4 separate regions of the Homo sapiens genome follow, and all the other regions are linked to region 3. Evidence: chromatin contacts called from ENCODE Hi-C or POLR2A ChIA-PET data. All regions are on one chromosome and are shown on one strand. Each heading gives the region's core, a stretch centred on a gene start or an enhancer-like site at or near the end of the contact. The rest is flanking DNA. Distances are from core to core; before and after follow the strand shown.

Region 1 (6,674 bases), core at 2,769-5,268, 720 kb after region 3:
TCATCTTCTTACATTCCCTGCCCAAATTTCCATTGTATTAGTTTCCTAGGGCTGCCATAACAAAGTACCACAAACTGGGTACCTTAGAAATTGATTTGCTCAAAGTGTCAGAGTCCGGAAGTCCAAAAATCATTGTCCTATCTGAAAAGCCATGCTCTCTCTCCCAGCTTCTGGTGATTGCCAGCAACCCTTGTCATTCCTTGACTTGCAGATACGTAACTCTAATATCTGTGTTGTCATTACGTGGCATTCTCTCTTCTATGTGCCTGTGTCTTCAAATGGCATTCTCCTGTGTATTTGTCTCTTTCATTCTACTAATTTTGAGTTAGTTTGCTCCTGTTATTCTAGTTTCTTGAGTTGCCATGTTAGGTTATTTGAGATCTTTCTACTTTTTTGATGTAGGCAAGTATTGCTATAAACTTCCCTCTTAAAACTGCTTTTGCTGTATCCCTTTGGTTCTAGTATATCATGTTCCCCCTTTTTGACTCAAGAATGTTCTAAATATTTTCCTTTTTAATTGCTCCATTGACCCATTAGTGGCTCATGAGGATGTTGTTTAATGTCCGTGTATTTGTACCATTTCCAATGTTCCTCCTGTTATTGATTTCTAGTTTTATTCCATTGTGGTCAGAAAAGCTACTTGATGTAATTTTGATTCTTTTAAACTTGATGAGACTTGTTCTGTGGCCTAACATATGACCTTTCCTGGAGAATATTCCATGTGCTGTTGAGAAGAATGTGTATTCTGCAGCTGTTGGACAGAATGTTTTATAAATGTCTGTTATATCCATCTGGTCTAATATGTGGTTTAATTATAATGTTTCTTTGGGATTTTCTGTCTGGATGATCTGTCTATTCCAGTTCCTTACAATTATTTATTGCAGTATATTTGTCCTTTTAGATCTATTTATATTTGCTTTATATATTTCGGTACTCTTATGTTGAGTACATATGTATTTATAATTATTATATCCTGTTGCTGTACTGGCCTCTTTATCATTATATAATGGCTTTATCTCATTTTAAAGTTTTGGTTATTTTATCAGATATAAGTATAGCTACTCCTACTCTTTTTTTTGTTTCTATGTGCATAAAATATCTTTTTCCATCTCTTCATTTTCAATCTATGTGTCTCTTTACAAGTGTAGTGAGTCTTTTGTAGGCAGCAGATAGTTGGGTCTTGTTTTTTATTCAATCAGCCACTTTATGTCTTTTGATTGAAGAATGTATTTCATTTATATTCAAGTTAATTATTGATAGATGAGGGCTTACTGCTGCCATTTTGATACCTGTTTTCTAGTTGTTTTGTGGACCCTTTCTTCTCTTACAATCTTCCTTTGTGTGTAAATGATTTTCTCTAGTAGTGTTTTGATTTCTTGCTTTGTATTTTTAATATATCTATTATAGGTTTTTGCTTTGTGGTTACCGTAAGGCTGACAAAAAAACATCTAACAAGTTATTTTAAAATAACTTAACTTTGATAGCAAAGGAAAAATAAAAAAACTGTACACTTAATTCCATTCTCCTCCCACATTTTGAATTTTTGATGTCACAATTTTTAAATTTTACATTTTATATTGCCTATCTCTTAGCAAATAATTTATTATTTTTAATAGTTTTGACTTTTATTCTTCATACTAACGATATAAGTGGTTTATGCTCCACAATTACAGTATTAGAATAACAATCATGTTAGCATTCTTCTCTTTAGATTAGAACTCCCTTCAGCATTTCTTATAGGACAGGTCTGATAGTAATGAATTCCCCTCAGCTTTTGTGTGTCTAGTAAAGTCTTTATCTCTCCTTCATTTCTGAAGGACAGCTTTGCTGGATACAGTATTCATGGTTGGCAGTTTTATTTTCCTTCAGTACTCTGAATACATCATGTTCCACTCCATCCTGGCCTGTAAGGTTTCTGCTGGAAAAGTCTCTTGTCAGGTGTATTGGAGTTTCCTTATATGCTATTTGCTTCTTTTATTTCTCTATTTTCAGGGTCCTCTATTTGTCTTTGACCTTCCAAAGTTTGATTATAATATATCTTGGGGTATTCTTATTTGGGTTGAATCTGATTGATTAGCTGTGATCTTCCAGTTCCTGTATATTTATATCTTTCTCCAGGTTTGGAAAGTCCTATTATTATTTCTTTGAATAACCTTCACACTGCTTTGTCTTTCTCAACTCTCTCTTTAACTCCAACAACTGGAATATTTTCTCTTTTAATGTTGTTCCATCAATTCCATAAGCCTTCTTCACTGTCTTTTCATTCTTTTTTTTACCTCCTCTGATTATTTCCAAACAGCCTGTCTTTGAGTTCCCTAATGTTTTTATTCTATTTGATCAGTTCTGCTCTTGATGGTCTCTATTTCATTTTTCATTATGCTCCCTGTATTTTTCAACTCCGGCATGTTTGTGGTTTTTTTAATTATTATTTCAATCTTCATTAAATTATCTGATAAATTTCTGAATTGTTTTTCTGTATATTCTTGAAGTTCATTGATCTTCCTTAAAACAGCTATTTTACATTTTTTGTCTGAAAGATCACAATCCCCATCACTTTAGGGCCAGTCCCTGGTGCCTCATTTTGTCCAGTTGGTAAGGTCATATTTTCCTAAATGTTCTTGATGCTTGTGGATGTGTGACAATGTCTGCACATTGACGGATTAGGCATTTATTCTAGTTTCCCCAATCTGGCTTTGTTTATATCCATTCTTCTTCAGGAGATCTTCCACAGACTCTAAGGAGACTGACTGTTGTCTTCCCTGAGCCCAAGACCAGTACAGCTGTCTCAGCATTAGAGCATTAAAGGGCATGCTAAGCCCAGGTTTGCTATGAGTCTTGGGAGAGCTCTGAGATTTATGCAGCTTTCTAGCCCAGATAGACCTGGGGAAGACCAAAGAAGGGTACCCAGGTTGTATGAAAAATCTGGCCAGAAACCTAAACCCAGAAGACTGTTCTGGTAGCTAAGATGGATGTCCATCTCCTACAGTCCCTGGACAGGTGAGGTAGTTCATTGATTGTAGCAGGTGAGGCCAGGGCTGAGACTGGGGACCCTTGGATCTCCTGCAGAAGGCAGCTGGCAAGCCTATCTTATTGGCTCAGATGAGTGTGCATCTCCCAGCAAGTCTCTGCACAGATGGGCTAGTTCCCTGACTGCAGAGGGGTCAGAACTGAGGCTGGCTTCCCTCAGGATCTATTATGGGACAGAGGCTGGAGAGCACAACATGGAAGTTCAGACTCCCAGGATGCAAGACATGGGCGAGTCTCACTCTAGGTCCTTGTGTGAGCAGTTCTGAGCTGGGACTTTAGCAGAGAAGGGCTGAAGTCAAGTCACAGGGCAACTTTCAGATTCATTGTCAGCAGTCAGAGGAGGCTCTCTGTTGAGGCACTAGTGTACATGATTCTTTCTGGACTCCTTGGCAGATGGTTTTGGTTGTAGGCTCAAGACCAAATGAGTTTTTAGCCAAGCTCCTTGGGGAATGGAACCATTTCCAGGCTTGAACCCAGAAGCAAAATCAGCAGATCAGCCACTAGGGTGCTAGTCTGCACTCTCAAAACAACCTCTAGGTCTTGGGATCCACTGGGGTTTCACAATCTTATACCTGAATCCTGAGGCTCCTGCACAGAGACTTTGGTCTGTGGTGGTGCAGAATTATTGTTGTTATGGGGGGTGGCGGGTAATGAGTGGGTTACCTTCTATTATGTCATCTTGCTGGCATCACTCTCCCCAGTTAATTTTGATGCTGCTGGTCAATGAATTTTTTGCTCTACAAAATTTGCATAGAGCAATGAAACAATGGCGTTCACAGAGTAAACCTTCAATTAATCTTAATTACCATTTTTAATGCTTAGTTCTTATACGTCAAGTCTCTTCTAACAATTGGAATTGTTTTACTTCTTAAATATTCCAAATAAAATGCCACTTGTTTTTTGCTCATCTTGATGCTTTCTCCCAGTGGGAATTATCAATTAAATTCTTAAGTAATGATTTGTTTAAGGAAAAAAATTAACTAATTTTTCTGAAGGATGTGACTATCACTGGTTTTCCCTTTTGAAGCAAAAGAAATGAGAAGTAAAAAATTAGATTTGAGACTATGGTTACATCTTTATTTAAAAAGACGATAAACAACACCATTTCTGGAGGTTTCCTTTAACCATCTCTGCCCATCTCCCTCCAAGTTATCCCAGTTATCAATAAAATTTACTTTCAATATTAGAGATAACTAGATTCTGTGCCATTTGGAGAGTGCCTGAAACGTTTCCTATTTTGTGGCTCCTCAAAGAGACCAAAGGAGGGATTTATAACCGGTGATTACAATCTAACTTCAGGTTCTTGTCCTGTCCTATCTAAGAACCATTCCTGTCCTTTTCAACCTCTAGCTGTTCTGCCTTCTTTAAGTTTGTTGAATGGCTAGGAGTATCCTCTGGCTCACCCCTCTTACTTTGTTCTAACCTCTTGAACTCTATTACTGCCTCACCATTTCTCAAATGAACTAGCACTTGGGTGACTCTGGCTCAGAAGAGTTCTGCTCTGGCTTCTTAGTTCATTCAGTTCTGGCTTCTTAGACTGCCTTGCTGTCACTGCCACTACTCAAGCGGCCTTACCCCACCCCTTTCTGGGACCAGAAAGGTATCCCTTTGGCACAAGCCTCTGCTGCCATCTGGTGGTCAGAGTTTCACTCTTTTTCTGTCCCATTTCTACTAGGCACCCACCCACACCTTGCATTGTGCTGCTTCCACCTGGCAGGATTAGAAACTGTATCTCTCATGGTTACTGAGATTTAAAAAAAAGAAAACAAAAAAAACAAAAACAAAACCTTAATTTTAAAGTTAGAGATGCAATACTTTTAAATAATCTTGACACTGTCACATTTCAGTGTAAAATTCATTGTCCCCCAGCACAGTTACAACTCTGAATTTAAATTGTACATTGTAAATTCTTTTGAGCTTTAACTAGGCAAAAGAAAACTTCCAGTGGCTTTCTATACAATTCAGTTCTCAACTTTTGTCTCAGTTGTCTGCTGTATAGGTTTTGTATCCTCAGCTGCATGGGAATAACCATGAGGACAAAGATAAGATCCTGGGTTTGCATCTTACAATACCTATATATATATGGCCAAGTCAAATAGTAGTAGGATTTTTTGAAAAGATTCTTTCTTTGAACTTCAAAATGTAAGCAAAGCTATTCAAACTTGTGGATCGGCCACACTGTCTTTATAAACAGTTTATTTTTATCCAGGGCACCTACTTCTAATATTTATAATGCAGGCTTGTAAATCCCCCCTGCCCAAAGTGAGTAGTCCCAAATTGGGAACCCCATTGAGAAATGACTTAAGAATAGCAAATAAGTAACTTCACATGTAAGAAGATAGTTCACATAATATTCAAAGACAACCTAAGATTAACTGAAAACAGCACTGAAAGAAGACATGCATTCAAATATGCACAAAGACCTTGAGAATAAGTCTGCAGACAGAGTCTATGAAACTGATAGAATGTATTTATTACAAGATTAGAATCGAAATTTTCTCCCTACTACCTCAATCTGAGTGAACCAGAATCAAGAATCTACCTCCTTTCAGCACTGAGTATGAAACATTACTTGTGTATGGAAAAACTACAGAAAATAATTAAAACAAACTTTTCCACTGACGCCTTTGGATAAATGAATCAATTTTCAACCCAAATCAATGCATTAAATCAGTATTTTCAAATGGGAGTAATTTTGTCTTCCTCCCCCTACCCCCACCCCAACCCTCCCTCAGGAAATATTTGGCAAAGTGTGGAGACATTTTTGGTCTTGGGAGAGTGTGCTACTGGCATCTGGTGGGAAGAGGCTAAGAATGTTACAAATACCCTGTAACACACAGGACAGTCTCTCACAACGAAAAATTATCCAGCCCAAAATGTCAATAGTACCAAGGTTAAGATACCCTGTATTAAACAATAGCAAATCACTTCAGTGCAAAATAAGTTTCCTAAGGAGAAATCCAGTATATTTTGGATAGTGAAGAGGAAATGGCAAAAGTTATTATTTTCTGGTCAAATATTAATGGCATGGGATTTTGATATACTCCTTCTGTAGCACAATGTCTAACCAAGGCTTCCAATATACTAGCCACTTCTTACTCATTTAATTCATGATGTCATCAATGGAGTCGACAAGTCTTACGTTCTATGAAATGACCAGCTGATCCAGGTCTCTTTTGGAATTTATTGGCAGAGAGAAAGAAAACCCTAAACGTAGCCTTAGGGCAGAGCAAAATGTATACTTTTGTACATTCCAGATCAATGCAAAATGTTTCTGATTGGAATGGAAAATGGGCCATTTGCCAAATCAGTGGCTGTATACCACATGACAGAAGCTCTTCTTAATCAGCTCTGGCAAAGATAGCACATCTGGTTAATCTACTCAACTGAAGCCAACAGTTGGCTGAATTTGCTCTAGACTAATATCCTCCTCTAGAACTGGATTTTTGCAGGACCAAGATTAGTATATTTAACACGGAAATATTATAAAGACCATCCCCCTCCCACTTGCATCTTTAGGTCTTTAAGGGTGGCACTAACTTCTTCCATTCCTTTCCCATTCCCTCTCCCAAAATGAAATGTTTTTATTTCCTATCTTGACTGCGGCTAGTACAGTTTTCTCACTGTAATTTCCCCAAAATTCATGT
Region 2 (7,341 bases), core at 809-3,308, 600 kb after region 3:
AAATAGGAACATTTTTACACTGTTGGTGGGACTGTAAACTAGTTCAACCATTGTGCAAGTCAGTGTGGCAACTCCTCAGGGATCTAGAACTAGAAATACCATTTGACCCAGCCATCCCATTACTGGGTATATACCCAAAGGATTATAAATCATGCTGCTATAAAGACACATGCACACGTATGTTTATTGTGGCACTATTCACAATAGCAACACTTGAAAACAACCCAAATGTCCAACAATGATAGACTGGATTAAGAAAATGTGGCACATATATACCATGGAATACTATGCAGCCCATAAAAAATGATGAGTTCATGTCCTTTGTAGGGACATGGATGAAGCTGGAAACCATCATTCTCAGCAAACTATCGCAAGGACAAAAAACCAAACACCGCATGTTCTCACTCATAGGTGGGAATTGAACAATGAGAACACATGGACACAGGAAGGGGAACATCACACATGGGGGCCTGTTGTGGGGTGGGGGGAGGGGAGAGGGATAGCATTAGGAGATATACCTAATGTTAAATGACGAGTTACTGGGTGCAGCACACCAACATGGCACATGTATACATATGTAACTAACCTGCACGTTGTGCACATGTACCCTAACTTAAAGTATAATAAAAAATAAAAATAAAATCCAAAATGATTCATATTATGCAATTTTAACCACTCATTAAAGCAGTCGATATTTGTTATGGGACCTCTTTGCCTAAATTTTATTCATAACAGGGCAAATAAATCATTGAAGAGAATTCTGTGGTCATGATTTAATTTGGTAAGTGGTTGGCAGGTCAGTTAATCCAAGCATGCCCTCCTACCTCTTGTTCCACTTCCTTTAGATGAATCCCTTTTATTTTAGCAAACAGGCTGAGGTTTTCCTTCACGGTGAGTATGTCAAATTGAACATTGAATTGAGGACAGACGCCAGTTATCTTTCTGATTTCCTCCAAGTCTTGCATTTCAGAGAGATTTTTATTATAGATGGTAACTGATCCTAAGAATAGAAGTTAAAAATAAAATTGGCAAGATAATACATTCTATTAATATTCATAGATCTCATTTAAGAAAATATTGGCATATGTTCACAAATGTCTAAAATGATTTGTGAACTACTATTCTTGACATAAATATATGCTTATAGAACTGCATATATGTGAACACAATTTGTGAACTACTAATTATTCTTGTTACAAACATATGCTTATAGAACTGCACATCTACCCTGAAATATCACACAATGGAATAAAGATAATAATTTTTATAAAATTGCAGAAATATGAAGTATATTCAAAATTATGTAGCTCTTGGAAACAACTTTAGATAAACATTATTTCTCTTAAGCCATCAAATTTAAAATTTAAAATGAGAGGCATATGCTTGACCTCATTCTATTATAAGACATCTTGCCTTTGAGAAATTTCTTTTTACTCACCTTCTGTTGGAACAGACAATCCATTAAGAATATTTAGCAGTGAAGATTTGCCAGCTCCACTGTGACCCAGGATTGCCGTGATTTGACCTTCATATATGTCAAAGAGCAAGCCTATTTTTAGAACAAATTGTTAACAAATTATTAACAGTATAAACAGAAAGGCATTAGACAGGCCTGGTCCCAACATAGAACAAGGCTATTTAGTTTAGTGGCATATTTCTCAGCATTTCAATACTTTAAAATACACAATGATCAATATTTTCCTAATTGCCAAAATAATATGTGACAGAACTATAATAATTAAAATAATATGTTACTGGTGCAGGATATAGTGACCAATGGAACAGAACAGAAGTCTAATATGGACCAAAGAAAATATAAAAATAAAGATTAATAAAATGACCTTTCAAATGTATTAGAAAGATGGTTTATTTAATAAATAATATTGGGACAACTAAACAAATACATTAACAAATTTTATGTTTGTAATTTTTTTTTTTTGTTACAGGATCTCATTCTGCCACCTAGACTGGAGTGCAGTGGAGCAATCACAGCTCACTGCAGCCTCAATCTCCCACGCTTAAGCAATTCTCCCACGTCAGCTCCCTGTAGCTGAGACTATTGGCCCACGCCACCACACTTGGCTAATTTTTGTATTTTTAGTAGAGACAGGGTTTTGCCATGTTGCCCAGGCTGGTTTCAAACTCCTGAGTTTAAGCAATACACCCACTTCGGGATTTACAGATGTGAGCCACCATGCCTGGCCTGTAATTTTTAAATGCAAAGTATACGGTGTTTTCCAGGGTAAGAGGGAAGTGATACTGGCTGTTGGGACTGACCCACAGTAACTGGAAAAATTAAATAGAAGCCTCAGTTTCGTCATCTGCAAAGTGAGAGATATATTAACATGTCTTTCACAGGCCTAAATGTAAAATGGTACATGTAAATCACTTAGCATAGTTTCCCGCACACACCAAATCCTCAATGAAATCTAAGTGTTTATTGCTATTGTTGTCGTTGTCATTATTATTCATTATGTATTGCTTGTGGGAGTATGACTTTTTATGATTTTAGAGGGAAATAATTTGAAATATGAATCAAGAATCTTGAAAGTATGCTTCCTTTGAATAATTCTGCTTCTAGAAATTTATATTCAAGAAACAATTTATGACATTTACAAAGATTGAACAAGGCTGTTCATTCTAGTATTTTTTATTACACTAAAAATTGGAAACAAATTGAATCTCATACATTGGTGTGTTAATAAGTTAGTCGTGGTATCCATATAATGGAATGGTACTTAGCTTCTGAAAAGTAGGCCATAGATAAAAGATTTCAAAAGTGTGTCCCAAAGGTGTTGCAGATGTGCTCCAGAAACTAACTCCATGAGGAAGGAAGAGGAGGCTAAGGGATTGCAACTTCTTCCCTGATTTCCCAAAGAGCAGCTATACTTGGTTTGAATTCATAATCATATTTTTAATGTGTTGATGTCCAATGCTTTTAATTTTTTAAGGTGCTGCTATTTTTAAAATGAACAAAATTCTTAAAGAAGTTTTTTGTTTAGACAAAAAGAAGTTCATGACTTGATGAGTACAAAGGTAGTTCAAAATGTGCTCCAAAACTTTAAGTAATCAATTTAAAATTATTTCAGTATCTCCTGAGCTAACATTAAAGAAAGAAATCACAGCTCTAGATGGTATTTGATGAGAGAAACCTAGAGAGAGAATAAAATTGCTCATACAAATACATTAAATTCTCAAAGACCTAATCTAAAAGCAATGAATAAGACTGAATTAGAGGATGCTGTATTTATTAGAAAATACACGCAATATAAACACAATGGTCGGAGAACTCTACACTTCTGGAAGGTTCATGGCTCTTCTTTTTCAGCTTTTAAGGCTTCTGTCTTTTATAAAAATCATTTTTATCCCTCCTAAAAATTATTTTTAATAAAAGTAAATAGTCCTCCATGAAATCTAGCTACTCACTTTGATGTTTGCTTAAATGTCTGTTATAGAAAACTGTATGTTAGAATATTTTGTATCAAAATGTGTTTTTTCATTTCAAATTATAACTTAGGTTTGTTATAGGATATTGACTTGTGAAATTTAATTCATAGTCAATGGTTTTACTCATCTTGCTTTAGTTAACCTCACCAGTACATATAAACTATGTAAATTCACCGGCTAGTATAAAACCTTTATCAGATTTCAGTCTAGATGTTCTTTCCTCACAGTGACAATATATAAAATATTGTTCATAGCAGATTAATCTTTAAAAACAAAGAGAAATTACATCTTTCATTGTATGATACCACTGTTATAAATTAATAGATTCATGAAATATCTGGAAGAATTTTACAGCATATTCTTAATCATGATTAATGTCCAAGTGATAGCGTTATTTATATTCTTTTTTCTTTTGCTTATCTACATATTTCAAATTTTTTCACATTGAATGTTTCCCTTTTTTATAATAAAGAAAGAAGTGAAAGAATGAAATTTTTCAATGTTTTTCTTTACCTTTCAATGCTTCCACTTTTCCAGATTTTCCTTTATATTCCTTCTTAACATTTCTGATTCTGAAATAACAAAAAGGGTGCTTACTTAGCCAACACAGAAGTGAAAATAGCACGGGCCATTTATAGCCCTAGTCATAGTGATAACTGCAGCCAACCACTTTATGTGAAATAAGGGATGGCATAAACAGTCTATTCAGAAAGAAAAAACCCTATTTTTGATTACTTATTTCCCCTGAGGTAGAAAATAGAGGAGTCTCTCTCAAGTTACAATTAAACTACTAGTATTTTGCCTAGAAAAGTAGAATGCTGTGTAATTATCCTCACTTTCTTCCTCTAGCTTTAGAACAGTTGGTTCTTCCCCCTGTTCAAGATCAGCTCATTTACCTAGGGTCTTGAACTGGCATCCTGCATCGTCTCCAAGTCTTGCTTATTAGTTTATGAGTCAGACACTCTGTCACCTGCATCTTTTATAGTGTTCTCTCTAATAGTTCCTCTTTGAACTCACCTCTACTTTGGACACAATTTAATTTCTCTCCTCCCTGTATTGTACAAAATTCTCAAAATAAACTTGCCATTGTAAACTTGCCATTTTCACTTCCTGACCTTTAATTCCTCTTCAATTGCACTCTGATTTCTGAACTCACCACTCCAGTGAACCACTTCATAATGAAATCATTAGTGACCTCCTAATTATAAAATACAACAAATACTTTTCCATTCTTACAGTGGATTATGAGTCACTGTTGATGACTTTCTCTTTGTTAATGGTGACTTAATTGCTTTGCTTCTTATTTTTCTAAATGTTCCTTCTCTGTTTCCTAATAAAGTCCTCTTCCTTCATCAGACACATCAGCTTGATATTCCACAGGGTTCTCCATGTATATGATGGATCTTCTCATTTGAGACTCTCTCCAGAAGTTTTCTCGTTGGATTTTTTGTTTTAGCATCAACCTAATGCTGACCCCACCCTTTTCATTGATCTTTAGATTCACACATCTAATGGTTTGCTGCATAGATAGTCTCTCTCTCTGTCTCTCTCACACACACACACACACAGACACACAGCTCTTAATCAGTGGTTGTTAATTGTGAATACACATTAGAATTCCAAAGGGAACTGATGCCTGCAAACAACATCTGAGATTCATATTATATTCACATTAATTACTTCTCTGCAGAGTTCACAGAAAAAAGATTCACATTAATTGATCTGGGGTGATGAGTTTTTCTTGGCAGTGAAGGCTGAGGATTGGGATATTTTAAATGTTCTTCCAAATGAGTCTAATGTGAAGCCAGGTTTGAGAATTAACTGCTCTAAAACTGCATATGCAGAACAGACTTCACTGCATTGTCACCTAAACCCATTTCCCCATCACGCAGGATCTTATTTGGCAGCATGGACATTCAACTACTCTCTTCCTGATTCTCACTCAGATTCATCACCCATCCAACCTGGTATCATTTTTGTAAAATTTAACTCTAAAATAGTTCAAGTCTTGGGTCCCTTTTAAGTCTTCAACTATTCTTCTCTTGTTCACTGCCTCTAGTTCCTTTCCCTACTTTCAGTTTATTCCCCTAGAATCCATGCTTCACACAGGAAACAGGGTGATTTATTTTAAAATCCATTTTATTTACTCCTCAACGTTCCTCATCAGCCTCAGAGGGAAAGTCAAGGCTACTTTGTACCACATGAAGCAGCCACTCATGGTCTGTCCAGTGACATCTTTTGGCATCCTCGGCCTCATGTTTTATGTGTCAGGATCACCAAACCACCATTTATATCCTGCACAAAGCTTAGTGCTTTTTGTCTTTTCTGCTGGGTGTGTCATACACATATACATATATACATGCACTCACACACACATATGTACATATGCACAAACACACCTTTTTATCTGTCTTATTCTTAGAATGTTCATTGCAACATCATTTGTCAGACCAAAAAATTAGAAACAACTAGAATATTTTTCAATGTCAGAAAAGATAAATAAAAGTGGTAGATTCATATCTTAGAATACTTTTATATAAAAATTAAAATCAATGCATTAGCCCATAGTTATCACTATGAATACACCCCAAAAAGCAAAATGCTGAGTGTAGAAGCAATATGTAGAAACTTAAGTACAGTCTGATACCATTTATAGATTATATCAAAAACACACAGAGCTATATCACATATATCTATATCACATATTGATTAGGGCTATAAGTGTATGGTGCAATATGTAAATATATGAATGGAAAGTGATAACACCAAATCCATTATAAAGGTAAATTCTGACGAAGGATGGAGAAAATATTTTAAAGAGATCAAAAGGGACTTTAAATAAACATATAATATATCCATTAAAAATACAAAGCAAATATGACAATAATGTTTATATCTGCTCAACCCGGATGGTGAATATGTCAGCTTTAAAAGCCTAAATTTCTTCAGTAATTTTTAACTTTTTAAAACAAAAATAGACGTTCTCTTCGATTTCCCTAAACTAGGGTAGTTAACACTTCTATTGACTAAATAACAGTAGTTAATATCTCTATCCCTACATTTATCAGATTGAATTTCATGTACCTATTTATTTTGTTCCCTGTGTTGTGTGCTCCTTGAAAGACAGTTTATTGTTCATATTTGCTGCCCTAAAGATTAGTAAAGAACCCAGCAACAATATGTTTGTTGAATGAATGAATGAAGCAAAGTTAAAAGATGATGAGTCTCACCAGGTATTTTATTTCAGCATTTCTTTGTAAAATGGAATCCCTGTTGAAGTGAAACTTTAATGTTTTGTTTTAATAAAGAAAATTCCATTTAGGAGGAGCTGTTGTTTCTGGATTTTAGACATGAAATCAGTCATTTACATTTGAGGCAGACATTCTACCTGTGTTCTGGGAATATTGCCTGAATGGTCTATAGTTACAGGAATGCACATATGTGTACACAATTGCCCCCAGAGAAAATGTGACTTGGGAGTTATGAATGAGGAAGAGCCAGTTGTGAATAAAAAATGTATATTTTTACAAACCCAGAATCATGATTCTGGTTAGAATTCTACAAACTTTCATCCATACCCCTGATACATAGAGCTTAAAGATTACATACCCTGTAAGCTCTATGTATCTTAGGGGAAGAGTTCCTTTGTATATAAAGCATTTCTATATAAAGAGGAAGAGTCAATTTTTATATAAAGCAGAGACCACATAGGAAGAAAAAAATCAATGGCTTAGTGCCTTTTATATTCATACAAAATAGAATTCACACGTTGGAATTGATTGAAAAAGATTTGACATTGTCTACAGGTGGGGAAGAGTAATGATGCCACTAAGAAATGATCACTGTGAAGAAAGAAGAGATAAAACTTGTGGATTAGAAACTGCATATACTGTT
Region 3 (6,822 bases), core at 3,609-6,108:
AAACCACCATGGCACACGTTTATCTATGTACAAACCTGCACGTTCTTCTGCACATGTATCCCGAACTTAAATTAAATTAAAAAACAAACAAACATACATACATCTGAAAAACAGGAAACCACTATCTTTTCACATTAAAAAAAAAAGATCTGTGTGGGTGACTGACTCATCCCTATTTTTTAAAGCCTCAAATCCATGACAAAAGGTCAGCCTTGTTTAAAAACAGCTTAGGCCTAGGAGATTAGTATTCAAAGGAAGAACATTTTAGAAGAGATTCATACAAATATCTGGACTTCACTGAATACATGCTTGTGATAATTAATTTTGTGTCAACTTGGGTAGGCCATGCTACCCAGTTATTGGTCAAACACAAGTCTAGATGTTGCTGTGAATGTATTTTTTTTTTGTACATGCGATTATCATTTAAGTCAATAGACATTGAGTAAAGCAGATTACTCTCTTTAATGTTTGTGGGCCTCACTCAGTTGAAGGCCTTAAGAGAAAAGACTGAGGTTCCCTGAGGAAGAAGGAGTTCTGCCTTGGACTTGAGACTGCAGCATCAACTCTTCCTTGGGTCTAGGCTGCTGACCTGCCCTGCAGATTTTGGACTGTATATACCCAAAGAAATACAAATCATTGTATCATAAAGACACATGCATGCTTATGTTCATTGTAGCACTATTCACAATAGCAAAGACATGGAATCAACCTAAATGCCCATCAGTGGTAGTCTGGATAAAGAAAATGTGGTACATATACACCATGGAATACTATTCAGTGATAAAAAGAATCAAATCATGTCTTTCGCAGCAACATAGATACAGCTGGAGGCCATTCTCCTACGCATATTAACACAGGAATAGAAAACTACCGCATGTTCTCACTTATAAGTGGGAGCTAAACATTGATTACTCAAGGACATAAAGATGGCAGCAATAGATACCTGGAACTACTAGAAGGGGGAGTCGGGGAGCAAGGATTTAAAAACTATTGGGTACTATGCTCACTACCTGGGTGATGGGATCACTTGTACCCAAATCCTTAGCATCACACAATATACCCAGGTAACAAACCTGCACCTGTACCCCTGAATCTAAAATAAAAGTTGAATGAATAAGTAAATATGCTATTTTTGATGAAGATATGTTTTAGATTAAGATATTTTTACTTGGAACGCTTTAGTGTTAGATCCAAGTTTGCCACCCTTCTGGTTTCTTGGTTAATATTTTCAATTAATGCTCAAGATAAACACCCCTCCTTAGTTTAAATGAGCATTTGCCAGTGAGAAAAGTAGGAAGACATTTTGGCATTCGGGTGTTTGCTGGAATTAGTTATGTCTGAAACCACAACTTTGGGTCTCCTAGGAAGTATAAGTACTCAGTACCATTGTACACCATAAGTAGGTGGTGATGGACTTTGAAATTGGAAATACGTGGATCTGTGTTTAGCCAATGGAAACTTTAGGTGCAAGAACCACCAAGAAATGGACCACCAAAGTATTCCTTCCTTTCACGTTTTAGCTTTCTTAATTCTATTTCTGCTTATCACTCATGTTTATTTTGCTTTTATGGTTTTTGGTATTGTTTCACAAGCATTGTAACAGCAATTATGCAATTTCTTTTTCGTTTTTTGAGTGGGAAGGTCTTGCTGTGTGGCCAGGGCTGCAGTGCAGTGGTGCGATCATGGCTCACTGCAGCCTTGACCTCCTGGGCTAAAGCAATCCTCCCAGTACATGCGTGGGTCACCACATCTGGCTAATTTTTAAAATTTTTTTGTAGAGACGGCGGTCTCACTGTGTTGCCCAGGCTGGTCTTGAACTCCTGGGCCCAAGGAAGCCTCCAGCCTGGGCCTCCTAGAGTGATGGGATTACAGATGTTAGCCACCAGTTAAACAGGAAAATTTACTTATAATCCCACTACTCTAGAAACATATTTTTAAACTGAGTTTCTCAAGGACACAGTCCAAAGGAAAGGCTAACAGACCTTTGAATCAAGGGCAGAAGGCCTCTGGAGAAGGGAAACCATACAGAAACTACAGTGGAACAAATGTCATTTCTGAAACATAATTTACGAATACCAACAAGTTGGTATTCTCACAGTGGCACAGTGGCACTGAAAGAACATTTGCACCATTTGGAAAGCACTGAGGCTATTTAGTTTTTCAGAACAGCTGTCTCACTGAACTTTCCCCGGGCTCAACTGTCTACTGCCCATTTCCCTTTATGTCTCCTAAAGCCCCAGCATATGAGGATTTGGCACCTAGAACAAGGTTGAGTGTGACTGACACAGGAAATGGCCCGTGGCTGGACTGGCGCCTGCATGCAGCTGAATGGGGACACACAGCCAGGACTCAGCAAGGAAGCAGCTGTCACTCAAAGTGCTCAGCTCAATGTCAGCAGCTTGCTTGTTTCCTTATTCTTAGTGTCTTAACTGCACTTGGAAGGTAACACTAATGGTGGGACATAGTGTCACTCTGACTTAACCTTGTAGTTTGGGTAGCTCTGCAGGAAGAGGGAGAAATGGGAAGTAAATTAACATTCATTTAATATATCCCCCACTGTACTGAACACCATATATATATATGTAGACAGAGAGAGAGAGAGAGAGAGAGAGAGAGAGAGAGAGATCTATCTATTCTGCAATGGAGAGTGATTAAGATCACTGCCTGGGTTTAAGCCATGTTAGCTGTGTGGCCATGGGCAAGTCACTTAACTTCTCCATGTCTCATGTTTTTTTCTGTAACAATAACAATATTACCTATGTTAAGAGTTACTATGAGGATTAAATTAATTATGTGTAAAGCCCTTAGATCAGTGCTTGGAACACAGTAAGTGCTATACGTGTGTTTGCTGTTATACCCTTAGTAGTTAACTTCAACAAAGTCCTGTTCATCCTTTTATGACCGAGGAAACGGACACCCATGGAGATTAAGTCAATTACCGGACATGGCAGAGCCTGAAACCAAACTCAGATTTACCTGACTGCAATATTTTCTTCCCATAACATGACCGGGCCTGCTCAATGCTATCAAATTCCCTCTGCTGCTTGCCAGCGTAGGGTTCAGTTTATCAACCCTTCTTTGTACTGTCAAGAGTGAAATCCTATCTGACTGAGGCTCTTTTATCCCCATTTCTGATCAACCCTGGAGAAGGGCCAATGGTCAACATTTGGGGAGTCAGTGAAAGGAGAAACTTCCCTTTTCCATTCCCCCCTGTAAGCCTGATTGCCCTTTTGATATCGCCTATGTATCCCTATCAGAAGGCAGTGAATAACATAACTAAATAAATCATCTGATGGACAGTACCCTTAGAGCCTGGTGGATTTGGGGGAGCAGTCGGCCTCCGAGGGCAGCGCTGCCCAATAGGAATATAATGGGAGCCATCTGTGTAACTTTAAACTTTTTAATAGCTACACTAAGAATTAAAAAACAAAAGTGAAATTAACTTTAATATTTTACCTAATATATCAAAAATATTATCATTTCAATCTGGAATCAATATAAACACTATTGAGCTACTTTTTTGTATTGTGTTGAGTTCATGATTTACTTTAAACATACAGCCCTTGAAGTATATACAATGTTACTACAACAGCTCCTGGACACTTGCATATGTGTGTATTTTGCTTTTTTGTATTGTGTTGAATCCATTATGAATTTTAAGCACACGGCCCTAGAAATATATACAATGCTACTAAAGCAGCCCCTAGCCAGACACTTGGACATGTTTCCTTGATGGGCCTTCTTTATTGAGTTACAGACTTGATGTGTCTAAAATTGTACCGTCTCCCTTTTCTTCCTCCTTAGACAGATACTCTGATGGAAAAAAAAAATGGCTGAAAGAGTAAAGTCGCTTTTCCTCCGAATTTTCCCCATTAGTGCAGCTTGTCTGGACAGCTGCGATTTCTTGTTGGGTCACAGGGCATTTTTGACAATCTGCACGCTCTGCACTTCTCCCTCTGTGAGGTCAGGAGTGATGGGGGGGCACTTCAGGTTCTAGAAGGACTCAGGCCTCCTCTTGGACCCTGACAAAGTCCTTTCCCGTGCCTGGTTTCCACAGGGACGGTGTTGCCTGCACAGACGACAGCACCCCCGGCGGGGGAGAGCGGCCCCAGCGGAGACTCGGCAGGGCTCAGGTTTCCTGGACCGGATGACTGACCTGAGCCCGGGGCCCGGGCGGCGCTGGCCGGGCACAGGATGCGCGGCCCGGAGAGCGCATCCCGGCCATCCGCCCGCGCTCGGCCCCGCAGCGCAGCTGCTGCAGATCCGCGGGGGCCGCCACCTCCTCCGGGGGCTGGCAGCGACAGGACTCTCCCCGCCCCGGCCCGGGGCCCTCCCTTGCAGGGGCTGCGGGGAGGAGTCGCCCACCTGTCATCTGAGACGCCCCACGTGGGTCGGCCAGGGAGGGGGTGGAAAGGAGGGAGAAAAGGCAGAGGCGTCAAGGGAGGCCGGAGGGAGAGTGGGGTGGACAGAGGAGCGGAGGGACGAGAGGGAAGCGCACGATAGCTGCGCGGAGAGAGAGCGAAGAGCAGGCGGAGGAACAAAGGCGACCCAAGACACCCAGAGAGGGACAGGTAAGGAGGGGCAGGTGAGCAGGAAGGAGGAGAGAACCGGGCTAGGGAGACTGCGGAAAGGAGAAGTGGCGGGCGTGAGGAAACTGCTGTGGATAAGGGACGAGTAAGATGGAAAGAATGGCGGAAGACGAACGACCGCAGAGTGAGGGTCCTTCCAAGAGCGACCAGGGGGGAGGAACTGGGGCTGTTGCGCCCTTAAGGTTGCTAAGGCGACGGTTCTGGCCAGAGCGAGGCGCATTGACGTCAGTAGCCGAACGCTGATTGGCTGCGGCCAGGCCGTTTCCGGTGGAGCTGTCGCCTAGCCGCTATCGCAGAGTGGAGCGGGGCTGGGAGCAAAGCGCTGAGGGAGCTCGGTACGCCGCCGCCTCGCACCCGCAGCCTCGCGCCCGCCGCCGCCCGTCCCCAGGTGAGTGGGGTCGGCCGGGGGCTCAGGCGAGGTGAGCTTCGTCGCTTCGCAGCCGGTTTGCGGGAGCTGGACCGATCCAAGATGGCGTCACGGGGAGCGACCTGCAGGGGGACGGCCGCACCCCCTGCCCCTCCCCGGCCCGGCGGGCGCCTCCCCGCAGGCCTCACGCCCCCGGCTCCGAGTCTGCATCCTCAAGGCCGTCTGGGCGTTGGCTTTGGTGCGGGGCTCCCCAGCCGCCCCGCTCGCGCTCGCTGCCCCCACCCCACGGCTCCTGGGGCCCTGGGCCCTCCGCGGCCCTCCCCGGCCGCCTTCGCCCCCGCGCGCCGCGGCCTCTTCGCTCACCCTCCCCCATTTCCTGAAGGACAACGGCTCTATTTTACTGGGGTCCGCCATCGTCTCGTCCGCCGGTCCTGGCTCTTCTTGTAAGCCGGTAGTTTTCCTCTCCACTTTTGACGACTCGTCATTGCTAGCAGTAGCCTTTCCTCTTCATAGCGGAGTGATCTTTCCCCCAACACGACGGTCTTAGTCGGGCTCCTGAATTTCCTCTTGTCCCCTTTCACCTCTCTCCCTTTCCCAATTTTGCCCCCCTGAGGCCTCCTCGCCACCACTGTGGCCTTCCGACTGGCGTAGCTTGAAGTCTCGGCTTCCCTTCATTTTGTGGTCATGACCGTGGCCTACGTGAAGTGAAGGGCATTTTCCTGCCCTTCTTCTAGAAAATACACGGTACCTATTAACCTCTTCAGCTCAGAGCCTGTGGTGACGACCGTCCTACTCCTTGAGAGATTCCCAAGAGATCCGTCTTTTTAGCAGAGCGAGGAAAGCAAACACTTACTCAAGATGACCCTAGGGGAGCCGTAACTTGGCTGGTCTAAGGGGGTGCGGTCTGAATCAGGAACAGTTTCTCAAAGTGTTTTTATTTATTTCCCAGAATGTAATCCTTTCGAAACAATTTTGTCACAACTGAATTTTCAAAAGAATGAATCTGAGTGTTTTGTTTTACATAGAGACAATGCAGCGAAAGTTTTAAAGCAGTTAAATAATTGTGTGTGGGGAGGGAAGGCTAGGTTGTTGGGCTTTACAAATAAGTACACATAGAGAATCCGGGTAACTCGATTAAAAATATTAAGACTGTGAAGTCTGGTTATTCAGGGATTTACATGGTGACTGCATTAATTTTGGTACATTTCTGTTCGTATACTGTCCTATTACCGGTGGCTATCTTTTTGGTTTTCGTAATACATTAGTTGTTTCAAACAAAAACACAGTTTCACTCCTTAGGCCCAGTTCTCTCATCTCTACCAGCCAAAGACCTGATCTTAGAATGATTGATCATTTGAATGTTCTTAAAATATGACAATGCTTTGAAGCATGAAAGATCTGATTTATGATTGTTCTTGGTGGCCTTTAAGTATTATTTGAAATGCAGACAATTCTACTGAAGTGGATCTTCAGTTCATATGATTGCCTGACCTGGAGAAGTGGCTTGTATAAATCTATCCTAAAGTAAATGCGCGTTTTTGTTTTTGTTTTGCCTGTTTAAAGTAGCAGCATGATTATTTTTCCATGGCTTCTAATTTATGTGCTTGTCTTGGAGCCACGAACTTTCTAATGGTCTGTTAATTAGTCTACTTGTTGTTGACCTTTATGGTGAAAGTTGTCAAAACAAAATGAGTAACAGTGTAGCACTTTAGAATAGCTCTTTACTCTGTTAATTCTTTCTATAAGTTCTTTTAAATTTACAGTTTCATCTCAATAGTTTACAATGCATTATAATTGGAAAAGTCTGATTAGTATTGAATTCAGTTGCTGAGTGGAGGGGACCACACTCTTGTCTTCTACTCTTAA
Region 4 (7,640 bases), core at 5,141-7,640, 790 kb before region 3:
TATCAGCTGAGTGTGGTGGCTCATGCCTGTAATCCCAGCACTTTGGAAGGCCGAGGTGGGTGGATCACTTGAGGTCAGGAGTTCGAAACCAGCCTGGCCAACATGGTGAAATCCTGTCTCTACTAAAAATACAAAAATTAGCCAGGTTGTGGTGGCAAGTGCCTATAATCCCAGCTACTTGGGAGGCTGAGGTGAGAGAATTGCTTGAGCCTGGGAGGCAGAGGTTGCAGTGAACCGAGATTGCACCACTGTACTCCAGCCTAGGTGACAAAGCGAGACTCTGTCTCAAAAAAATATATAAATAGATAGATAGATAGATAAATAAAATTTATTATCTGAAATTCAGATTAACTGGGCATCCCGTATTCTACTTGGCAACCCTATTTGTAGGTCAAGGTAAGGATTTGATTTTGCTCATATCCTGAGAATAAGGTATTAAAGGGTTTTAAGCAGGGAGTGGAATAATCGGATTTGAATTTTAATAGATCATACTGGCTACAGATTGGAAGAAGGCAACAAAGAAGCAGGGAGACCAGGAAGCAATTATTGCGGTCCAAGAAAGAGATGGGACTGGGAATGGGGGCGGGGCCAGTGGAGAAGGAGAGAGGTAGACAGGTTGAGCTATATTTAGAAGATAAAATCCACAGTACTTGGCAACCTACTCCAGTCCCACTGCTTTATATTCCTATCATGTGCCAATGATACCTCAATCTATATCACCCGCCTGGGCTCTGCCAGGAACTCCAGCATCATATGGGATACAGCTTATTTGGCATCTCACTTAACACAGCCAAAATAGAAATTTGGGTATGGCTTCTCCAAACAACCCTTGCAAATGTGCTACTCCCCTGCCTAGACTTCCCCATTTCAGTAGGGAACACCCCAATCCACCTGGTCACTCAAGGTAAATGTGCAGAACATGCCTTTGATTCCTCCCTCCCTCTCACCATCACACTCAACCCATCTGCCACCCTGTCAACTCTCCCTCCAAATCACATCCTGAATTGATCCACTTTTCCCTATCTCCGCTATCACCACCTACCACAAGCCACTATCTCTTGTATCCTCAAAATTGGTATTTCTGCTTCTGCTTTTTATCCCCTATGAGCTATTCTCTGCTTGAGAGCCAGCGTGATCCTTTCAAAACAGAAATCAGACCTTAGCTTAAAACTTTTTTTTTTTTTTTTTTTTTTTTTTTTTAGGCCAGGCGCAGTGGCTCACGCCTGTAATCCCATTACTTTGGGAGGCTGAGGCAGGGAGATCACGAGGTCAGGAGATCAAGACCATCCTGGCCAACATGGTCTTGATCTCCTGACCTCGTGCTCATGGTCTACTAAAAATGCAAAAATTAGCTGGGTGTGGTGGCAGATGCCTGTAATCCCAGCTCCTTGGGAGGCTGAGGCAGGAGACTCGCTTGAACCTGGGAGGCGGAGGTTGCAGTGAGCCGAGATCGCGCCACTGCGCTCCAGCCTGGGTGACGGAGCAAGGCTCCATCTCAAAAAAACCAAACAAACAAACATAAAATAACAATTGTTAGTGAGGATATGGAGAAACTGGAACCCTTGTGTACTTCTGACGGAAATGTAAAATTGTGCAGCTGCTGTGCAAAACAGCATGGTGTTTCCTCAAAAAATTAAAAACAGAATCACTGTGTGATCCAGCTATTCTACTTCTGGTTATATAGCAAAAAAAAACAAAGCACGATCTCAAGGGGATATTTGTATACCCATGTTCATAGCAGCGTTATTCACAATAGCCAAGAGGAAGCAATCCAACTGTCCATGAATGGAAGAATGGAGGAGCAAAATGTGGTATATCCATTCAACGGAATATTAGTCAGTCTTTAAAAGGAAGGAAATTCTGACACATGCTACAACAGGATGAACCTTGAAGATGTTGTGCTAAGTGAAATAAGCCAGACATAAAAGGACAAATATTTAATGATTCCATTTATCTGAGCTATGGTATTTAAATTCAGAGAGACAGAAAGTAGAATAGTGATTACCAGGGGCTGCAGAAGGGGGAATGGAGAGTTATTGTTTAATGGGTTCAGTCTGGGAAGATGAAAATGTTCCAGAGATGAATGGTGTGGTTGCAACACAGTGTGAATGTACTTCATGCCATAGAACTGCACACTTAAAAATGGTTAAAAGGCCGGGTCTGGTGACTCACGCCTGTAATCCCAGCACTTGGAGAGACCCAGGTGGGTGGATCACTTGAGGTCAGGGGTTCGAGACCATCCTGGCCAATATGGCAAAACCCTGTCTCTAGTAAAAATACAAAAATTAGCTGGACGTGGTGGCGGGCACCTGTAATCCCAGCTACTCGGGAGGCTGAGGCACAAGAATTGCTTGAACCTGGGAGGAGGAGGTTGCAGTGAGCCGAGATAGTGCCATTGCACTGCAGCCTGGGTGGCAGAGTGAGACTCAGTCTCAAAAAAAAAAAGAAGGTTAAGAGCCTGGTGCCGTGGCTCACGCTTGTAATCCCAGCTACTGGGAAGGCCAAGGCAGGAGGATCACTTGAGCCCAGGAGTTCAAGACCAGCCTGGACAACGTGGCAAGACCCTGTCTCTTTAAAAAAAAAAAAAACAAAAAAACAAACAAACAAAAAAAACAGGCCAGGTGCGGCGGCTCATGCCTGTAATCCCAGGTGTGGAAGTCTTTGGGAGGCCGAGGCGGGCGGATCACGAGGTCAGGAGATCGAGACTATCCTGGCCAACATGGTGAAACCCGTGTCTTTACTAAAAATACAAAAAACAAAACAAAACAAAAGTTGCTAAAAAGGTTAAAATGGCAATTTTATGTTACGTACATTTTAGCACAATAAAAAAATTTAAAATATACTCATTGGGTTTTGGCACCACCGGGAGGGCGCTAACATTAGGTTGAAATGTATGCCCCAAAGGATGACAAAGATCTTAGATTCTTCCTCTCTCTCTCTGATTTTTGCTGGGCAGAAAACTTCTTCAGGGGCATATGCCTAAATTCTGGTAATATTGTTCAATTATTTGCTATGGTCTGAACATTTACCGCAAAGGTTTTTTGAGTTTCTGAAACCGAAAAACATATCTTAGAGTATCTCAGATCTTATTTAAGAATCACCACAACTTTCAAATAATATAGAGATTTGGTGGCATACAAATATCTACCATTCACTTTCTTTGCTGAATGGTCCTTCTACGAATATTCCTTTGATGAAGCACTTACTGTACCCCATTCATGCAATGTACACGTCACCAGCTGTCAACCTTCCATGACAAATTTCTAATGGGTAACATCCTCCCTTTTGAATGTGAGCAGGCTTCCCTTCCTACCCATTATATATTTAGACTCATTCATTGTATATTTATCATCTGATTCTATTCTAGGAATTGAATGTGAGAGGCAATATCTTCCCCCAGTCTTCACAGCTAGGCAGCCAAGCAGCATAAACATGACAAACAATCCAGAGAGAACATCCACAACACACAGTAAAATGCACAGGGTCACAGCTGCCTTTGAAGACCAGCCTTAAATGTCTCTAACCAGTGAGGGATAGCCAGACCCTCTTCTTGCTCATTGACCTTGATGGATGCACATTGGAAGTGGAACGCCTCCTGACCCGTTCCTAGCTTAGGCTTGGTTGCAGAAGACTCCTAGTTCCCTTATTATAGCTGGTGTCCTTTCCAGAAAGGATTGTAATCTCCTTTAATAGTTTACCAAACTTAGACTCAAATTTACAGACGAATATGCAAGCACAGTTCCAGCTTTCTCAACCAGGAAGTCTTACTTTCCCTTAATGGATCAAGTCCACGTTCTATTTATTATCCTAGCTTGCAACGTTAAGTGTGACTTATTCAACAAACGTGTATTAAGCTCTTTGTATGGATCACAGACAATTGCTGGTGCCATGAATACGAAAATGTGAAGTGGCCGGGCGCGGTGGCTCAGGCCTGTAATCCCAGCACTTTGGGAGGCTGAGGCGGGTGGATCACCTGAGGTCAGGAGTTCGAGACCAACCTGGCCAACATGGTGAAACCCCGTCTCTACTAAAAATACAAAAATTAGCCAGGTGTGGGGTGGGTGCCTCTAATCCCAGCTACTCGGGAGGCTGAGACAGGAGAATCGCTTGAACCCGGGGGGCAGAGGTTGCAGGTTGCAGAGAGCCGAGATTGTGCCATTGCACTCCAGCCTTCGTGACAAGAGTGAACCTCTGTCTCAAAAAAGAAAAAAAAAGGCTGGGCGCAGTGGCTCACGCCTGTAATCCCAGCACTTTGGGAGGCCGAGGCGGGCGAATCACGAGGTCAGGGGATCGAGACCATCCTGGCTAACAAGGTGAAACCCTGTCTCTACTAAAAATACAAACAAGTCAGCCGGGCATGGTGGCGGGCGCCTGTAGTCCCAGCTCAGGAGGCTGAGGCAGGGGAATGGCGTGAACCCGGGGCGCAGAGCTTGCAGTGAGCCGAGATTGCGCCACTGCACTCCAGCCTGGGCTACAGTGCAAGACTCCGCCTCAAAAAAGAAAAAAGAAAGAAAGAAAGAAAAGCCTTGCTACTGATGGTGCCCTCATCACCTCTCACCTGGTAACTACAATAACTGCGATAGACTTCTAGGGAATCTCCCTGTTGGTGCCCCAGGCGCACTTGCTACTGAGAATGCTCTTAGTTAACTGCATGATCGCTCCCTCCCCTAGTTAACTGCATGATCGCTCCCTCCCCTCCTTCATGCCATCCTCAAAAGATACCCTTGGGCCAGGCACTGTGGCTCTGTAATCCCAGCACTCTAGGAGGCCAAGGGGGGAGGGTCATTTCAGCCCAGGAATTCAAGGTCAGCTTGGGCAATACGGTGAAACCCCATCTTTACAAAAAATACAAAAATTAGCCGGGCATGGTGGTGCATGTCTGTAGTCCCAGGTACTCGGGAGGCTGAGGTGGGAGGATAGCTTAAATCCGGGAAGCAGAGATTGCAGTGAGTTGAGACTGCGTCACTCCAGCCTGGGCGACAGAGCAAGACCCTGTCTCAAAAAAAAAAAAAAAAAAAAAAAGACATCCTCTCAAGGAGGCCTGTGGTCATCCTAGTGAAAATTTCACATACACAGACCACTCCTTCCTCCCCCACACACCCACGCTTTATCTCTCCCTTCTGAGTTTAATGTTTTTCTTCTTACCACCTATCACAAAGTAAGTTATGAAGCATAATAATAAACTATATCCTCTTGATCTCACAACCCAGCCTAAAAATTAAAAGATTATCAGAGTTCAAGATCACCTTGGGCAACAAAGCAAGACTCCATGTCTGCAAAAAATACAAAAATTAGCCGGGCGTGGTGATGGATGCCTGTAGTCCCAGTTATTCGGGAGGCTGAAGCAGGAGGATTGCTTTATTTAGCCCAAGAGTTAGAGGCTGCAGTGAGCCATGATAATGCCACTACTTTTGAACAACAAAAGACCTATTAGCATTATAAAAATAGACTGCATTTGATTCCTTCACAGTAGCTGGATATTCTCCTTTTGCCCATGTCGTCATGTTGGGGCAATGAGAAACAACACACATGGCGATCTGGTGGATGCTTAAATCTAAACTGAGGCACTTTGTCACACTGGGTACATTTGTTTAGTAATTGCCTATTAAATGGTTTCTCCCTAAGAACATCACAATTTATCTTTACTTATTTATTTAACATTATTGATTGAATCTGCCATGCTTATCTGAGAAACATACATTTCTCCCGGAAATAAAAACCTTGCCAAAAATCACACAGGGGACCTTCAACTTCACCTTCATCAAACTAGTCTGAATTTCCTGTAAGCTGAGGAGAGATTTTCCCCACTGGGGCTCAGAGAAGGGGAGTCAGAGAACTCAGAAGGCCTGAAAGACTGAAAAGACTGGAGATCTCTAGAGGGTTCCAAGAAACTTGGGGGGAATTAAGCATTTCACGTAGGAACAGCACGTTATTGGGAGTTTACCTACAGAGATAAATATTTTTTCTTTGGCAGATCGTTCCACAAGGCCATGGATGGAATTCCTAGGGAGTTCCCTTGCAATTAAAAAAAAAAAAATCTAGCTTATTTATATTCGACCACTCCCTAGACCCATCTACAGTCTCTCAAGTCCCCACCTAGAACAGCACGCAGCCGATTCAGGACCCAGTAAGCAGCACTTCCGCGCCTACCCTATCCCTTCCTGGAGCACATCCGGGACTCGGCGAGGCGTGGTCTCGGGAGGCGGAGTCTGACGCAAGCCGGCCCAGCCCACCTGGCTAAATTCACAGTCGCGCTCGCTCCTTCCGCCCGCCAGAGGTCGCAGGCTGCGAGAGCAGGTTCCTGGTTTGGCAAGCACTCGCCCCCTCAGGCCCGTTCATTCTCGCGAGAGAAAGCGCGAGGCCTGCCGGGAGTGAGCGCGGCCGTACTTAGGTTTGCTCAAAATGGCAGCGCTGGAGGAAGAATTCACGTTGTCTTCGGTAGTCCTGAGCGCCGGGCCTGAAGGACTCCTAGGCGTGGAGCAGAGCGACAAAACAGACCAGTTTCTAGTGACAGACAGCGGCAGGACAGTCATCCTCTATAAGGTGAAGGCAATAGGTTTGGGAGCGCCCCGACTGCCTTCTCGCCCCTTTCTGAGCGCGGAGCTCGAGCTCAAGTTTCTCACAGCTTCAGAAAGAGATCGTGGAGAAGGCTTAGCAGAGAGCCGGCTGGGCCTGTTGGGGACGCTGAGTGAGGTCTGGAATCTGGCTTGCTTGCCTTCCTGTAAAGGCATATTTCCGACTTGCAGGGGCAGAGCGTCTGAGTGCACGTGGGTTAGACTCGGAAAAGAAAGAAAACCTGTGCTTTTGCTTCGGAACTCGCGGAATTGGCCTTGCTAAGATTCCCTCCTAGGGTCTTTATTATCTTAGCCGCCCGCGGGAGGATGGAACGGAGATTGGTTGGGCGGGAGAGGATGACACTGACAGAGTGGGAATAGTGGTTTAGCCGTGTCTACACTTCACACCCCTCTCTTTGTAGGGGCGGGGACAATTTTAGAGAGTGAGGGACTTTCTTGATAGCTCGCTAAGAATCTTGCCTCCAAGTGAGTTGTCTGTTGGCATCTCTGATTCACGCTGGGAATCCTGGAGTTGAGTCCTGGGAAAATCTGCAAGCCCTGCCCCCATTTCAGCCTAAAGCCTGATAGAGAACACTTTCTAACCTTGCTTTTGGTGGTCGCATAGAAAGCAGTTACTTTTCTCTGGGCTGCTGAACATAGTTTTCCATGTTTTAAAGAAGTTAGGTATCTGCTTTGACGTTTTGAGAACAGGTTGCTAACAGCTCCCTGTGCCGTTTTGACTCTGCTAACTCTATTGGGTTTCACTTGGGATGTCAAGTAGATTTGCAGTTTTGCAGCTCCTGCATAGGAATACAATGGCAGATTGGAATTGGATAGACATGATCCCAGATGTCCCTACTTAATTTCCCATGCCGCTGTTCAGAGGCATAACTTCCCATGCAGAGGCATAATATAATCAATTTTTAAATGTACTATTGTTTTTTTAACAAAGGGTTGCTTATTTACTTATTTAGGAACTTAGTTATATTTTCATTTTAACTACCCTTTTAGAGGTTTGGCCGGACGCGGTGGTTCACGCCTGTAATCCCAGAACTTCGGGAGGCCCAGGTGGGTGGATCACTTGAG

The links. A loop is a pair of places that touch in the nucleus more often than their neighbours do. ChIA-PET counts read pairs that join two places held with the same protein, here RNA polymerase II (POLR2A). Pooled maps may share reads with other maps.
Region 1: a loop to region 3 is called in a map of posterior cingulate gyrus, with 3 times the contacts of the local background. The contact joins the promoter of PRO1804 here to the promoter of PRKAR1A in region 3. A Hi-C loop is called at or near these places in 4 of 168 maps with a recorded cell type or tissue (CD14-positive monocyte, IMR-90, posterior cingulate gyrus and 1 more), 4 of 37 single-sample maps with no recorded cell type and 6 of 50 pooled maps. POLR2A ChIA-PET finds 5 or more read pairs at or near these places in 1 of 52 experiments (common myeloid progenitor, CD34-positive).
Region 2: a pooled map shows a loop between it and region 3 (10-fold over the local background). The contact joins the enhancer-like site here to the promoter of PRKAR1A in region 3. A Hi-C loop is called at or near these places in 15 of 37 single-sample maps with no recorded cell type and 5 of 50 pooled maps.
Region 4: a map of CD8-positive, alpha-beta T cell shows a loop between it and region 3 (20-fold over the local background). The contact joins the promoter of NOL11 here to the promoter of PRKAR1A in region 3. A Hi-C loop is called at or near these places in 5 of 168 maps with a recorded cell type or tissue (CD4-positive, alpha-beta T cell, CD8-positive, alpha-beta T cell, ascending aorta and 1 more), 3 of 37 single-sample maps with no recorded cell type and 17 of 50 pooled maps. POLR2A ChIA-PET finds 5 or more read pairs at or near these places in 2 of 52 experiments (T-cell and activated B cell).

What each region holds. Positions count from the first base shown.
Region 1 is chr17:69,230,994-69,237,667 of GRCh38, forward strand. PRO1804 (a long non-coding RNA gene) reads right to left here and starts at 4,019. Exons shown (of 1, transcript NR_130736.1): 1 at 1,982-4,019. It also overlaps a transcript of ABCA10 not described here. RefSeq lists a silencer at 1,751-1,951.
Region 2 is chr17:69,113,938-69,121,278 of GRCh38, forward strand. It overlaps ABCA6 (ATP binding cassette subfamily A member 6), which reads right to left. Exons shown (of 39, transcript NM_080284.3): 11 at 3,961-4,019; 12 at 1,439-1,549; 13 at 825-1,000. Among named protein-coding and RNA genes, the nearest start is that of MIR4524A, 18 kb to the left of the region's middle. RefSeq lists an enhancer at 4,126-4,315. Within about 2 kb of position 2,059, at least 6 of the 41 ENCODE cell types and tissues checked have a DNase peak (open chromatin) inside an H3K27ac peak, as active enhancers do.
Region 3 is chr17:68,507,572-68,514,393 of GRCh38, forward strand. It overlaps PRKAR1A (protein kinase cAMP-dependent type I regulatory subunit alpha), which reads left to right and starts at 4,859. Exons shown (of 11, transcript NM_002734.5): 1 at 4,859-4,977. RefSeq lists silencers at 4,040-4,399, 4,820-5,329 and enhancers at 4,333-4,906, 4,660-4,749.
Region 4 is chr17:67,711,546-67,719,185 of GRCh38, forward strand. It overlaps NOL11 (nucleolar protein 11), which reads left to right and starts at 6,391. Exons shown (of 18, transcript NM_015462.5): 1 at 6,391-6,543. The coding sequence starts at 6,403. It overlaps LOC101928045 (a long non-coding RNA gene), which reads right to left and starts at 6,133. Exons shown (of 4, transcript NR_188294.1): 1 at 6,097-6,133. RefSeq lists enhancers at 6,302-6,381, 6,452-6,641, 7,564-7,640 and a silencer at 6,912-7,001.